Regions from separate parts of the Homo sapiens genome. Here region 2 is linked to region 1. The links are chromatin loops, found by intact Hi-C in ENCODE. Cell type or tissue: Calu3. All regions are shown on one strand. Links, peaks and the distances in the headings refer to the core of each region. The heading gives the core; the rest is flanking DNA.

Region 1 (5,560 bases), core at 395-5,394:
TAGCCATTTAATGATATAATATTTCCCCTTAGCATTGCCTTTGCTGTATCCCACAAGCTTGGGTATGCTGTGTTTCCATTTTCATTTGTTCCAAGGTTTTTAGAATTTTCATCTTAATTTCTCCATGAACCCAATTGTTATTATAAACATGTTGTTTAATTTCCATATATTTACATTTTCCAAGTTCCTTCTGATATTGATTTTTAATTTTATTCACCTGTGGTCTGAGAAGATACTTGATACAATTTTGATTTTTTAAAATTTGCTAAGACTTATTCTGTGGCATAATATAGGGTCTATCTTGAAGAATTTTCCATGTGCTCATGAAAAGAATGTCCATTCTGCAGTTATTGGGTAGAATATTTTGTAAATGCTTTTTATGTCTGTTTTGTCTAAAGTCCAATTTAAGTCGATATTTTTTTTTAATTTTCTGTCTTGATGTTCTGTCTAATGCTTTGAGTGGTGTATTGAAGTCCTCAATTATTATTGTATTTCTGTCTATCTCTTTTCTGGGTGCAAGCTGTTGAGTGCATATACTTAGAATCATTATGCGCTCTTTCTGAGTTGATCCTTTTATCATTCTATAACAACCTTCTTTGTCTTTTGTTACTTTTTTTAATTTAATGTCTATTTTATCTCATGTAAGTATAGCTGTTTCTGATCAAAGTTTGTTTCTGTTTGTATAGAATATCTTTTTCCACCACTTTTAGTCTATATGTGTCTGCACAGTTAAGGCAAACTTTTTATAAGTGGGATACACTTGAATTATGTTTATTTATTCCACTTATATATATATTTTATGTGACGCATTTAATCCATTTGGAAGTAAAGTTAATTGATACGTGTCATTTTGTTCCTGTCATATTGTAAATTCTTTTATGGTTTCTTAATTATGTATTTGTTTCTGTTTTTGTGGTTTGGTAGAATTGTGTAGTGTTGTCATTTGATTCTTTTCTCTTCCTCTTCTGTGATTGCCTTACCAATGAGTTTTATACTTTCATGTGTTTTCATTATGGTGAATATTGTCCTTATATTTCCATGTTTAGAAATCCTTTAAGCATGTCTTATAGGGCTGGTCTACTGCTGTTGAATTCCCTCCATGTTTGATTGTCCGTGAAAGACTTTTTTTTCCTTCATTTATAATGTTTAATCTTGCCAGATACAAAATATTGACTGTCTGATTTCTTTCTCATAGTTTGAATATACTATTCTATTCTTTTCTGTCCTGTATGGTTTCTGCTGAGGAGTGTACTGTTAGTCTGATAGGGTTTCTTTTATAAGGGAATAGACCCTTTCCTTTTGCTGATTTTAGAATTCTTTCTTTCACTTTGCCTTTGGACAGTCTGATTACAATATGCCATGGTGAGGAACTTTTTGCAATGTATTTGCCTGAGTATTATTGGGCCTCCTCTATCTGTGTGTCTAAATGTCTTGCTAGATATGAGATGGTTTCATCAATTATTTTGTTTAATATGTTTACTAAAAATAGTTATCTGTCTTCTCCTTTGGGAATACTGATAATTTGTAAGTTTGGTCACGTTATGTCGTTCCAAACATCTCAAAAGTTTTGTGGATTATTTTGTGTGCATTTATTTTTATTTTTGTCTGACTGGACTATTTCAAAAAATCTGTCTTCAAATTCTGAGATTATTTCTTCTGCTTGGTTTAGTCTATTGTTGAAGCTTTGAAATGTATTTTTAATTTCTTTAGTAAATAAATTATTCAGTTACAGAAGTTCTATTTCCTTTTTTTAAAGATATCTATCTCCTTGGTAAATTTCTCATTGATATTCTGAATTGATTTTCTGATTTCTTTTAATTGGTTTTTAGATATATCTTCCATCTCATTGAGCTGCTTTAAAATCAATGCTTTGAATTCTTTATCTGGCATTTTGAGATTTTATTTTTGGTTAAGATTCCTTTGAGCGTGTCATATTACTATGCATTTTCATGATTGCTATATCTTTACATTGATTTCTGTACATCTGGAGCAACAGTCACTTTTCATTTTGGATTTATTTTCTTTGGGGAAATGATACTTTTTTCTTGAAGATATGACTATGATGGTTGTGTAGGGCTATTTGGCTTTGCTTCTGGGTGCAAGCAGTGGTGAAGATTATGTTTGATTTCCTTGTCTACATCTGTGGAGTCCTCAGTGTGTTAGGGTGTGGTATTGGTGGAGGCTGTGGTGAGGTTGTACTGGGGACTTGAATGCCTGATGGGCCTTTCTTCATGTTTTGGTGGTAGTAGTCATTGGGTAATCATGTCTATTCTTATGACCTGAAGCAGTGTATGCTGGCACCTGTGTTCGCAGTTCCAGATAGGTCAAACCTCGGGCCTCTGGGTGGCTTTCTCATATGCTTGTTGTAGTAGCAGGGTACTGAATTGGTGAGTGTGCTTACAATCTTCTGAGCAGACAAAGTGGCATGAGCAATGGCAGTTACAGTGGTAGTGATTTACTCTTCTAGTTCCTGAGTGCTATGCTCTTTATTACCAGTTGTTGCCATGGGCTGTCCAGGCTGGTCTCTAGGCCAGTAGATGGCAGTAGCAGACAGGAACCAGTTGCAATGGTAGTGGTAGAATTTCTGCCTTACTTCTGCCCCATGTAAGATATGCTCAGGTATTCCAGGAGGTAAACTGGGTTGTGGAAAGCCAGGAGCTTGGACCCCACATACTGTTTCAGTGAGGGGATGATGCCAGCTGGAACCAGATTGGCAAGCTTGCACTCAGGCCCCCCAGTGGTAAGTGCAGGCACCAGCTGTGACTTGGGGTTGAAGTGATGTTCAGGTCCCTGGGAAAATGCTTGGGTCAGGGATGACTGCTGCTGTTCTGAGGTCTTGTCATGGGTTGCAAATATGGCCAGTCTGTGAACATTGCTTTGGTTAGTCGGTGGGCAGTTTTTGTCCATTTCACACCTTAGTCCTGGCAGGTCTTCCTCCCATGTCCCAGGTGAGGCTGCTGAGTAGGCTGGTCAGTCAGTTTTGGCACATCCAGCCCACCCATAATTCAGCCCCAGGCCATAGGAGACACTGTCTTGCTCAAGGCCAAGCCTCAGCAGCAACTCTCATCTTTCTCAGGTCGTGGGGAAGAGCTCGGCTTCAGCACCAGTGGCTGGAGTGTATATCATGCTAACTTCTCAGTTCTGGTTCCAAGAGTCCCTCCTTCACTCAAGTCCCACTTCCACAAGCTACAGCTTGAGTCTAATGCCAAAGACTGGTGCCTCTCATTTCCAGGGCCACACACAGTTTGTTAAGGGCTAGGATTGAGAATGGTATCTTAATGTAAATGCATAGGTCTGTCAGAGTGTGTGAGACACTCCCTCAAGCAGTTTCATCTCACGTTCTCCTGGCCACTCCCTCAGTTAGAATTCAGGACTTGAGAGAATAGAGGTGCTCTCCTGTGGCCTGGATTTATTGATTCCTCAATGAGAAACTGAACCACAGAAAGACAGAGAAAGACCCTCTCCCATGGTGGAGACTCTCCCAGTTTTCACCTGGTCCAGGCCTTGCAAGTTGTCTGTTTTTCTTCTCCTTCCTGGAATTTAGAGTTTCCTTTCACTTTTATGTTGAACTCTTCTGTTTCTTCTTGGATAATATATTCAAAGTGTGATAGTCTACATACTATTTTTTTTTTCACCTAACTGGATGAGGCATACTAGAAATACTTATTGTCAGCCATTTTGGAGAAAGCTACACAAAACAAATTTAGAAGTATGCCTTCTACTTACATTTATATTTTTTGGTAGAGTTTAAGAAGAATTTGTATGAATTTTTTTGAATGGTGTAATTCAGACATGAAGACATCTGGTACTGGGCTTTTCTTTGTATAAACATTTTCATTTACTACTTTAATCTTATTTGTTATTGGTCTGTTAACAGGCTTTCTATTTCTTTGTAATTCAATCTTGGTAGATTGTATGTGTCTAGAAACCTCAATTTATTCTAGGTTATCCAATTTGTTGTTATACAGTTGTTCATAATAGCACCTTTGATCCTTTTTTATTTCTGAAGCATCCATTGTAATGTCTCCAGCTTCATTTCTAATTTTATCTGAGTTTTTGATCTTTTTGCAGTCTAGCTAAAAGTATGTCAATTTTGTTTATATTTTTATGAAACTCTTACTTTTGTTGATTTTTTCTATAGTTTTGTTATTCTTTCTTTTATTTATTTCTGCTCTGATCTTTATTGTTTTCTTTCTTCTGCTAAATTTGAATACAGTTTGTCTTTCTTTTCCTAGTTTCTTGAGGTGTAATGTTAGGTTATTTATTTGAGATCTTTTCTACTTTCTTAATGTAGGCATTTGTCATTATAAACATCTCTCTTAAAACTTCTTTTGGTGCATCCTATGGGTTTTGATATATTTTGTTTCCATTTTCTTTTGTCTCAAGGTATTTTTAGATTTCCCTTTTTGATTTCTTATTTGACCTACTGGTGGTTCAGGAGTGTGCTTTCTAATTTCTGGATATATGTAAATTTTTCAGTTTTCCTCCTAGTCTGAAGTGGTTTGTAATATTATTTAAATCCTGTTACATTTGCTAAGTTTTTTGTGGCTATCTGTCTTGGAGAATTTTCTATGTACGCTTAAGAAAAATATGTATTTTGCTGTTGTTGAATGGAATATTCTGTATATTTCTGTTAGGTGCATTTGGCCTAAAGTATACTTTAGGTCAAGTGTTTCCTTATTGAATTTCTGTCTGGATGATCTATCTGTTGTTTAAACTGGAATATTAAAATATTCTACTTTTTATTATATTGTATATTTCTCCCTTCAGATTAGACATATGTAGATGTTCTGATTTTATGTGCATATATTTGCAATTGTTATGTGTACTTCTTTTCTTTCTTTTTTTCCCCCTGAGGCGGTATCTCACTCTGTTGTCCAGGCTGGAGTGCAGTGGCATGATCAAGGCTCATGGCAGCCTCAACCTTTCCAGGTTCACGTGATCCTCCCACCTCAGTCTCCCAAGTAGCTGGGACTACAGGCATGTACCTGCACATGTGGAGAATTTTTGTATACTTTTTTAGAGATGGGTTTTACCATGCTGCCCAGGCTGGTCTCAAACACCTGTGCTCAAGTGATCCACCCATCTCGGCCTCCCAAAGTGCTGAGATTACAGGCATGAGCCACTGAACCTGGCTTGTTATGTATTCTTGATGATCTGACCATTTTCTCATTATAAGTTGGCTATTTTTTCCTCATGTGACAATTTTTGACTTAAAGGTTTTTTCTTCTGTTGTTAGCATAGGTATTCTTCCTCTTTATTTTTATCTCAATTTTTATGAAATGCTTTCTATTTCTTCATTTTTAATCTATTTGTGTCCTTTAAGGTGAAGTGAGTCTGCTGTGGTCTGAATATAATTTGTCAGGGAAAGAAGTTGTTATATCAAAAAGACACCTTTGCACATATGTTTATCACAACTAAATTCACAATTGCAATATTATGAAACCAACCTAAATGTCCATCAACCAATGAGTGAATAAAGAAAATGTGTTACATATACATCGTGGAATGTAACATAAAACAGAACAAAATAATGTATTTTGCAGCAACTTGAATGGAA
Region 2 (5,560 bases), core at 320-5,319, 250 kb before region 1:
AGAAACATGAACACGTATGTTTATTGTGGCACTATTCACAATAGCAAAGACTTGGAACCAACCAAAATGTCATCAATGATAGACTGGATTAAGAAAATGTGGCACATATACACCATGGAATACTATGCAGCCATAAAAAAGGATGAGTTCATGTCCTTTGCAGGGACATGGATGAAGCCAGAAACCATAATTCTCAGCAAACTATCACAAGAGCAGAAAACCAAACACTGCGTGTTCTCACTCATAAGTGGGAGTTGAACAATGAGAACACATGGACACAGGGAAGGGAACATCACACACTGGTGCCTGTTGGGGACTGGGGGACTAGGTGAGGGATAACATTAGGAGAAATACCTAATGTAGGTGACGGGTTGATGGGTGCAGCAAACCACCAAGGCACGTGTATACCTATGTAACAAAACACGTTCTGCACATGTAACCCCAAACTTAAAGGATAATAATAATAAAAAAGAACCACAACAAAAAAAGAAAAGCTTATTTATCATAATCAAGTAGGCTTTAATGCTGGGATGAGAGTTTGGTTCAACATATGCAAATCAATAAATATGATTCATCACATAAACAGAACTAAAGACAAAAAACACGTTATTATCTCAATAGATGGAGAACAGGCTTTCAGTACAATTAAACATTCCTTCATGTTAAAAGTTCTCAACAAACAAGATTTTGAAGGAACATACTTCAAAATAATGAGTCACTTATGACAAACTCACAGCCAACATCATACTGAATGGGCAAAAGCTGGAAGCATTTCCCATGAGAGCTGGCACAAGACATTGATTCCCTCTCTGACCACTCCTATTTTACATAGTATTGGGAGTTCTAGCTAGGTCAATCAGGCAAGAGAATAAAATGACAGCATCCGAATAGATAGCAAGGAAGTTAATCTATAAAATATTGCTGAAGAAATTAAAGATAGCTAAATAATTGAGGGCTTATGTATGCATGTGTATATGTATATCTCATATTCATGATTGGAAGACCCCACTTTGAAAAAATGTCAGCTGTCCCCAAATTGGTCTATAGATTCAATGGAATCCTAATAAAAATCTAAGCAGATCTTTTTTTTTCTGTACTCTGATTATAACATTTACACGGATATGCTAAGAATCTGAAATATCAAAAAACAGTCTTTAATAGAAGAAACAAAACGACTGGGCTTTCACTTTTTTCACCTTTTGACTTTAATTAAAAAACCTTAATATCAAGCAAAAAAAATCCAATTAGAAAATGAACAGAAGACATGAAAAGATTTTTCACCAAAATGAATATATAGATGTCATATAAGCTTATGAAACTGTTTTAGGCCCTAGGGAAATGCAAATTTAAACTATGTTAAGCTATCACTTTACACCTATTAGAATGGCTAAAATTTAAAAAAAAAATGGTGACTGTAAGAAATGCTGCTGAGCATGCAGTGAAACTGGATGACATATATTGCTGGTGGCATAAAATGGCATAGCCACTTTACAAGATTATTTGGAAGCTTCAAAAAAAAAAAAACACTAAAAATGCATCTACCATATGGCCCAGCAATTGCACTCTTAGGTATTTATCTTAGAGAAATTAATACCTTTGTTCACACAAAAAGTTGTACATGAATGTTTACAGCAGCTTTATTCAATAATAACCAAAAGATGTAAATGAATAAAAACCTTACAGATATCCTTCAATAGTGAAAAGGTTAAACAAACCATGGCACATCCATGTAATGGAATACTAGGTAACAATGAAAAATAAATGATTATTGATACACATACAACCTGGCTGAATCTCCAGTGATTGTGCAGAGTGAAAGAAACAAACCCCAATTGGTTACAATACTGCACGATTTGTTTTATTTGACAATCTTGAAATGAAATCATACAAATGGAGAACAGATTGGGGGTAGCTATGGAATAATGAGGGGATTGGGCAGTGGTGTGGACATAAAAGGACAACATGAGAGATCTGTGTTGTGAAGAAAATGTTCTATATTAACTACAGTATTCTCATTATGACATTGTACTTATTTGGAGGATGTTACCATTGGGGGAAAATGAGTAAAGGGCACCTGGAATCTCTCTGTATTATTTCTTACAGCTTCTTGTAAATCTACAATTATCTTAAAATAAGAAGTTTAATTAAAATAATGTATGCAAAATAAGCTTATTTGGTGGTGGACATGGTCAAAAGTTTATCATTTCCTATTTACTTACCTATTGTGTTACACTTATTAAGACACACCCACTTTTGCCTACTTTAAGCACAAGTTTATAGTTACTAAGACATACATTTGTTTTTATATTAGTTAGTATTTGGGAATGGGTAACAAGAAATTTGATTTACATAGTTGTATATGTGCATGTGTGCATCCTCAGATATAAGTTCATGTTTTCATTATGAGTATATGTATTTTTATGTGTTTTTTAAATGTTTATTTTAGGTTTAGTGGTACATGTATAGGTTTGATATATTGGTAAATTGCATGTCATGGAGGTTTGGTGTGCAGATTATTTTGCCATCCAGGTAATTTGCATAGTACCAGTCAGGTAATTTTTTGGTCCTCAGCCTCCTCTCTCCCTCCACCTTCAAGTAGGCTGTGGTGTCTGTTTTTCCCTTCTTTGTGGCCATATGTCCTCATTGTTTAGCTTCCACTCATAAGTGAGAACATGCAGTATTTGGTTTTCTGTTCCTGTGATAGTTTTCTTAGGATAAGGGCCTCCAGCTCCATCCATGTTTCTCCAAAGGGCATTATCTCATTCCTGTTTATGGCTGTGTAGTATTCCATGGTGTATATGTACCACATTTTTGTTATCCAGTCTAATGTTGATGGGCATTTCGGTTGATTACATGTCTTTGTTATTGTGAATAGGGCTGCAAAGAACATACAGATGCATGTATTTTTGTGGTCGAACAATTTATATTCCTTTGTGTGTATACCCAGTAATGAGATTGCTTGGTCAAATGGTAATTCTTCTTTCAGTTCTTTGAGAAATAAACAAAATGCCTTCCACAATGGTTGAACTAACTTATATCGCCTATAGCAGTGTATAAGCTTTCCCTTTTCTGTACAACCTCACCAGCATGTGTTAGTTTTTTGACATTTTAATAATAGCCATTCTGACTATGTGAGATGGTATCTCTTCGTGGTTTTGATTTACATTTCTCTGACGATTAGTGATGATGAGCATTTTTTTAATGTTTTTTGGCCACTTGTATGTCTTCTTTTCAGAAGTGTCTGTTTATGTTTCTTGCTCACTTTTTAATGGGGTTATTTGTTTATTGCTTGTTAAGTTTCTTAGAGATTGTGGATATTAGATCTTTGTTTGATGTTTGTGAATATTTCCCCCATTCTGTAGGTTGTCTGTTTACTCCGTTGATGGTTTCATTCTTTCTGTGTGGGTTGATGTTCCTTCAACTGTAGTGTAATATGAGTATAATCAGTTGACTTCTTTTCTGAATGTTTTCAGCAGTCTAAGCATTTTTGCAGGATCTTTATTTGTAGCTTAGTTCTTGTCCTTGGTTTCACTGGGGGATATATTAACAGTATTTTCGGTGTTGAAATTTGGTTGTAATCCACTAGATGGTGCTTAAATGTAATGGTTAATAGGTACGCTCTTGCTTAGCCATGTGGCTCGCCTGTATTTCCTCATGATTGCCATCAAATTTTCTGTTACTGTTCTGAAAGTGTAGGCTCCTCTCCCACAGAAGTGCTGTCTGTAGACCTCTGTTTGGCACTTGCGAGCTGTACAGCACAACCTTGTGGTGAGCTCATCTTTATTTTCCTTCCCCACTTTTGAGGCAGCAGGGGACAAGACCTTGGCAGTGGCTATGGCAGAGGGTCTTTCCCGTGTCTTTTGGTGCTCTACCCTAGAGAAATTCAGAGCGGATATCAACTGGTGCAATCAGTCAAGGGTGGGGCAGCTGCGTTTTTGGCCCAAGCCATGGGAACCTGCCTGGGGATGGGAAGGGGATTGCGGAGGGAACAGACCAGCCTCTTCTCCTTATGGTGGCTGTGGCTTTCTGGAGGTGTGGTTAAAGCACTGTGCGTCTTTGCTTCTTTCCCAGTCTGAGGGCAGCAAGGGCACTACCATTGCAGTGGCAGGGGCAGAAAGGCTTTTGGTTGTCTCTGGGACCTCCATCTCAGAAAAAAACACAGAGTCACTGCTACTGGGGATGTTCAGCCAGGGGGTGAGGCAACTGTGCTGTTGGCCTGAGGTGGGGACCCCGCTTGGGGAAGAGTCGGGGTTCGAGGGATAACAGGGAGGAGAGAGTGGGCTCTTCTTTGTATGGTGACTGTGTCTTGCTAGAAATGTGAGTAAAGCCCTCAGGATCTTCATTTCTTCTCCAGCCTGAGGGCAGCAGGGGAAGAACCACTGCAATGGCAGTGGCAGAGGGGCTGTCAGTTGCCTCTGGGAGCCCCTCCCCCAGGGAAATACAAAGCCACTAGCAGAGGGAATGCTCTGCCAAGGGTGGGACGTCTGTGTAGATCCAGGCTTGGGGCCCTGCTTGGTGAAGAGTGTGGGGTGGGAGCCTACATGGAAGAGAGACTGGGCTCCTCTCTGTATGGTGGCTGCAGCGTGCTGGAGGCTCCAGTGTAGCAACTCGACCTTTTGTTTTATTCCCTGGCCTGAATGCAGCAGAACAGTACCACTGCAGCTGCAATGGCAGAGAAGCTGTGGGTTGTCTCTGGGATTTCCTCCTCAGAAACGCAGAGCTGCTACCGAGTAAAGTGTTTATGTGGAAGCAGAGTGATTGTGCTTGGGGCCCAGGTCAAGAGGCACTGCTCAGTGAAGAGCAGCGGAGGTGGGGACACACGTGAAAACAGTCTGGCCGCTTTTCCTTTAAGGTGACTGCGCTGTGCTGTGGGTTCGCGTCAGTCCCCAACTTCTATACTACCTCCAGAGCCTGATGAGAACATGAGCGTGGAAAAACGTCAGCTTGCCTGCTCCCTCTGGGAGCTCTGTCCCAGGGAAGTGTGGAGCTGCTTCCAGCCTGAGAACTCAGGCAGGGCTGGGGTAGCCTTGTTAGTGTCCCAAGCTAATGGGCCTTATCCTGCGGCGTGCCCGGGAAGAAAGCCTGCAATCTGGGCATGGTGGTGGGTGCTTATAATACCAGCTACTTGGAAGGCTGAGGCAGGAGAATCACTTGAACCCGGGAGGCAAAGGTTGCAATGAGCCAAGATGGTGCCACTGCACTCCAGTGGCGCTCCAGCCTGGGCGACAGAATGAGACACCATATCATAACAAAACAAAACAACAACAACAACAACAACAACAACAAAACCTGGAATATTATTCAGCTTTTAAAAAGCAGGAAATTTAACATTTATTTTAAAGATAAATCTTAATGGTCTTATGATAAGTGTAATAAGTCCATCATAAAAAGTATGAATCCACTTATACGAGTTAGCTAAAGTAGTTGCACTTTTAAAAAGAGAAAATAGAATGGCATTTGTAAAGGGCCAGTCAATGGGGAAAACAGGTAGTCGATTCATGTATAGTATGTATTCATTTTGCAAGATAAAAATGTTCTGGTGATATGTTGCCAACAATGG

The links. Hi-C counts contacts between places; a loop is a spot of excess contacts. Peaks named below come from ENCODE experiments on the same cell type or tissue, not always from the same donor. Only the 100,000 strongest peaks of a DNase experiment are listed, where the experiment ranks them.
Region 2: it touches region 1 in a loop (5-fold over the local background); 2 of 110 quality-filtered maps call a loop at or near these places.

What each region holds. Positions count from the first base shown.
Region 1 is chrX:57,526,305-57,531,864 of GRCh38, forward strand. No RefSeq gene overlaps it. Among named protein-coding and RNA genes, the nearest start is that of ZXDB, 63 kb to the right of the region's middle. In Calu3, for the core only: no CTCF peak of the experiment used is centred there; a DNase peak (open chromatin) is centred at 2,537.
Region 2 is chrX:57,279,140-57,284,699 of GRCh38, forward strand. It overlaps a transcript of FAAH2 not described here. Among named protein-coding and RNA genes, the nearest start is that of FAAH2, 4.8 kb to the right of the region's middle. In Calu3, for the core only: no CTCF peak of the experiment used is centred there; no DNase peak of the experiment used is centred there.